Regions from separate parts of the Homo sapiens genome. Here region 2 is linked to region 1. Evidence: chromatin loops called from intact Hi-C (ENCODE). Cell type or tissue: dorsolateral prefrontal cortex. All regions are shown on one strand.

What was found. A loop is a pair of places that touch in the nucleus more often than their neighbours do. Peaks named below come from ENCODE experiments on the same cell type or tissue, not always from the same donor. Only the 100,000 strongest peaks of a DNase experiment are listed, where the experiment ranks them.
Region 2: a loop joins it to region 1, with 3 times the contacts of the local background. A loop is called at or near these places in 4 of 110 quality-filtered maps.

The regions. Positions count from the first base shown.
Region 1 is chr13:46,016,098-46,018,597 of GRCh38, forward strand. The region is part of intron 5 of ZC3H13 (zinc finger CCCH-type containing 13); the gene reads right to left. Among named protein-coding and RNA genes, the nearest start is that of ZC3H13, 35 kb to the right of the region's middle. In dorsolateral prefrontal cortex, no CTCF peak of the experiment used is centred here; no DNase peak of the experiment used is centred here.
Region 2 is chr13:46,121,744-46,124,243 of GRCh38, forward strand. No RefSeq gene overlaps it. Among named protein-coding and RNA genes, the nearest start is that of CPB2, 18 kb to the left of the region's middle. In dorsolateral prefrontal cortex, no CTCF peak of the experiment used is centred here; a DNase peak (open chromatin) is centred at 1,378; H3K4me3 peaks cover 606 bases; H3K27ac peaks cover 2,500 bases.

The DNA.
Region 1 (2,500 bases):
CAGCTATGATGAAAAAGGCAAAAACACCGTATGGTTAACTGGAACAACCATTTTTGATCTGAAATTATCTACTAAAGAGGAACACATTCACACTCCACAGCCCAGCAATTCCACTTCGAACCATAAACTCAAGAGAAATTGATATGTGTCTGTACATGTTTACCAAAAAATATGTTTAAGAATAGTAATAGCACCTTATTATGCATAATAGCACCAAACTGGGAATTACTTGAATGTTCATCAACAGTAGACTAAATTATGGCATATTCATACAATAAAACACTATATAGCAATAAGAATGATGCAATAACAATTAATGAATGATATGTGAAATAAAGTACAATCTCAGATAATACTGTTAACAAAAGAAGCTAGGCACAAAAAGAGTACATGCTGTCAATTCCATTTATATGGAGCTCAAACACACAAAACTAATCAATGGTGCTAGAAATCAGGACAGTAGTTACCTTTGAGGGGTGAGGGTAGGGAGGAGTGACTAGAAGAAAACACAAGGGGACTATGGGAAACTAGTAATTTCCTACTTACTGATTTGAGTGGTTTTACAAATGTGTTCAGTCTGTGAACATCCAATGGGTTGGACACATGTATTGTGCATTCCTCTGAACGTATAGTATACTTCAGTAGAAAAACTTTGTAAGAAAGATTATTCTTGCTTTAAAGTGGGGGATTAATTAGGAGACAAGACTATAAGCAAGGGATGGGATTAGGAGGTTATTTTGGTAAAATCTATTTATAGGCAATAAATAAATACCTTAAGAACTAGAATATTAGTAGTATATCAAGAGAAACAGATGGTTTTCAATGGTATTGGGTACATAAAAATATCTATCTGGTAATGCCTGGGTGGAGGGAAAGAAGTGTCAGTGATGACTCTCAGGACTGTTGGTATCTGGTAGGAAAAGTGATGCCCTTAAGATACATAACTCAGATGGAGATGCCCAGTTGGTCAATGCTAAATTGAGAGCTCCAGATTTTGGAGTCACTACACGTACGACGTTAATGAAGCACTGGGTGCATGATTTCATCTAGAAGGAAAAATTGAAAGTGAGAAAAGAAGATGGCTAGGTAACAGGAAAACAACCAAGTTTTAAAAGCTGTTCTTACAGACAAGTGATTCTCAGAGAGTGGTCTGAGGATACCTAGGAGGTCCCTGAGACAATTTCAGGAGTTCTACAAAATCAGACTATTTCTATAACACTACATTGTTTGCCTGGTGTACTCATTCTCCCATGAGTAGATAGTGGAGTTTCCCAGAATATGTGATGTGGTTAACAGGTGGAATGTAGAAGCAGGTAAGAAAATCTACCTATCAACTATTAAGCCAGATATTAAAACAATTTGCAAAATGATGCAAAACACTGCCACCTCCTCACAATTATTATTTTTTGCTTTGCAAAATAGTTATTTTTCATAAAAGCATATAATGGATTTTTATATGTCATTGTTAAATGAATGAATACATAAATATTAAAAAATTTTCTCAGGTTCATAATATGGCAGTTATGGAAACATAAAATACACAAGGATAAAAGTTATTTGGGGGTTCTGAAAAAGCATATAAAAGTGGCCTAAAAACCAGAAAGTTTATAAATATACCAATTTTTTCTGAATCCAGCTAAAATTGTTATTCCAGATAGAATAACAATGCAGAAGGTAAGTCTATGAAACCAGTTTAGTCTCACTATCCAGGGAGTGGGGCACTTAACTCAATGCTTCAATATTCCCTCAACAGATACTTTCAAATCACAGAGATACACAATGGTCAAAAACTGTGCGTTTCAATCAAGGAAAAGCATAAGAAATTCTTATTAAAGACATTTACACTCACCTTTTAAAAGAATTTCCTATATAAAAGGCTCTTGAAATAAAATCACTTTAGATTTTTTAAAAGAATATAGTTAAGTGCAAATCCTTGGGAATCAACATTTAAGGGGCACACAGAATACAAGGAGCCTCCGTGTAAGACTGAAGGGCTTGAACAGGAAGATACAAAACTGAAGAGTGATAAATAGAAGCCAAAAGAAGAGTCTTTTTCAAGAAAACAGGAGCTCTTGATGTGTCAAATGCTGCAGACGGCCATTTAGGATAGTAACAAGTACATCTCCATTTATTCTGCAATGAGGAGGTCATTAGTGACTTTGAAAAGCAGTTTTAGTGGAGAGTTGGGTCAGAAGACTGAATAATAAGTATCAGGTGAAACAGTATCAAGTAGAAACAGTAAGGCACAGAACTGTTTTAAGAATTTAGTTGTTAAGTGGGGATAAGCAGGATAGTGACTAACAGTAAAATAGGGAGGAGAGAAAATGGATGTTAAAGATATAGAAGAGAGTGTATCACAAATGAACAAGATTGCTGAGGCAGGAGGAAATCAGATCTACAATACAAGGGAATTATTCATCAACCTTATACAGCAGGAAGGAGGCCTCTTACACAGAATAAGAGGGAAGTAAAAAAGTTTAGGCACAAATAAAAACTTAGT
Region 2 (2,500 bases), 110 kb after region 1:
ACAATGAGGCTATTGTAACCCCAGAAAGTCATTGCAAAGTGCCTGCTTAGGGGGTTAAGAGTAGACACTGCAGGGCCTTGGAATAGTAATGGTTTACTATTTAATGAGTTCCCTGTCACTGGAAGTCATAGAGAGATTGCTCCAGGCATGGTGGGAGAAAAGCCAGTTTGACAGGCGGTGGAGGGATAAGAGGGAAGACTTGAGTGACGTGGCACAAACTGGGTCAGATCTATTAAAGAGGCAGCCCTGGGCAGCTGGCAAGAGATCATGTCAAGAGACACAATGCAGGTGCCAGCAGGACCAGAAGATCAGCTTCTTAGAGCGAGTGCCACCTGGAAGGGGGAAACCAAGGGAAGGGGCACAGCAAAGGGCAAAGCTGGGTGGTGGAGGAAGTACCCAAACAGAGGGAAGAGCCACTCTGGCCACATCAAGTGAATACTGATGATCGGGAAACATTCATGGGAAGTTATTTCACTCTCTCGAGTCCAGTGTAAGTGAGAAAGTGTAATTTAATTTAAAAGAGCCTAATTTAGCCTTCCATCAACTGTAGATCTTTTAACGAGACCTTTATTCTTCTAGGACAGCATTTCTCAAACTTTAATGTGCGTAGGAATCTTATTAAAATGCAGATTCTGATTCAGTACGTCTGGGGTAAGGGCTGAGATTCAGCACTTCTAACCGGCTCCTAGATGCCCCCGGTCTGAGCACTACACTTAGAGCAAGCAGGTTTGAACATTGCGACTTATAACAGTGGACCCATGGTGTAGACAAGTCCAGAAATGACTGCTGAATCAACAGTTTTTATGTTAGCTTCCGTATACCTTCAGAATTCAGTGTTTGTGTGCATTCTAATTCTCTAAATGATGTATATTAGATTTCCATTAACGAAAATATATGTTTAAGTGGAACTCTCCAATTCCAACTTGCCAAATAAAATAAAAAATTCCTGTCATTTTACTGACCTGTCTCTGAGTTGTTAATGGTGACATGCTGGGCAATGACTAGGTTACCTGTTTTTGTCCCTGGCCTGATGTGGGTTATTAAATATATGTAGATGTTAGGCATGAGAAAACATTTACGCAGTTTTCTTTTTGTCACTCATTCACAGGCTCAGTTGGTAAACTGTCTTTCAGAAATAGGGAGAAAGCATACTGAGTAAGAGCCCTCTTTGACAGCTTAAAATTTAATTACAGGAATTTTATTAGGAAACTGTCAAAGTGACTAGATTGCATAAGAGGATCGGTCAATGCCTCTAACTTGTTCTGAGCATCAGCTCTGCTTTCTGGATCATGAAATTGGCAGGAACGTACTGGGCAAAACAATGCCAAGTTCACGAAGATAGCACTGCTGGCGTTTACTGCAAGCCCATCTGCACACTGGGTGGAACAAAGAACAGAGGTCAGTGACGACAGGCATAGTAAATGTAAGGAAGGTGGGCCCAGGGCTCATCCCAAGGACTGAGAGCACATGGAAATGTCCCGTGCCTTAAGCCTCAGTCTGAAATAGGCTGATCTAAGGCAGGCTAAGAGTTTACCCGGTCTTTACAATGGAGATCACAACTGTGCTCCCAGGGACAGACTAGGGCTGTGTGTGTGTGTGTGTGTGTGTGTGTGTGTGTGTGTGTGTGTGTGTGAATGTGAGTCTAGGTGAACAAAATCACTAAGTTGACTGATACTTTAAAAGGTCATATAATCCAATGCATTGCATCAGACCAACCCAGATGTCATAATTTCCAGACAGGAATCCATTCTATTCTAAATACTCCGCAGGTAGGTCTATTTCACAACTTATCTCACAATTACTTCTTTCTGTTCAGCATTTCCTACATTCAGGAAACATTTGTTTATAACTAATATAAATCAATTTTTTAAAACTTACGAAACTCTTACTAAAAATCTAGAAATGTCCCTGGTTCTGTAGGGAACAACAGCAAGAGTAAGGCCCAGTTCCTGCCCACTTCTCATTCATCACAACTGAATTCTTCCAAAAACTTTTGTTGATCCTATATTCAGAATTAATTTTTTCCCTGAGGTCCCATGATATTTAATTTAGAAATTTGTTATCGCATTGATCACATTCTGCTTTTTATTATGGTTTATGTGTGCATGCGTGCTGGTTAACACGCTTCTTTAGACATAAAACAGAGAAGTTTGGATTGGCTAAAGCATCTGTCCCAGCTTAGGGTTTTTAATAAAATAACTTGAGGAAACTTAAGAGGATCCATGTCTGACTACCCAATGTGCTATATTTTTGCTAGAGAAGGAACTTGATAAGTACCTGTTGAATTAAAATTAACATTCTGTGCTCAAGAAGTGGGTATAATATTATCCATTGTGGCCTTATTTTCGGGGCAGAAGATTAAAACAACTTAAATATCTATTTAGAGACCACTGGTTAAATGGAGTTTGGTATGCCTATATAGTAGAAGACCATGTACCTGTTGGAAAGATTGAAGTAGGTCTGTATGCACCAATATGAAACAGCATCCGAGACACGGTAT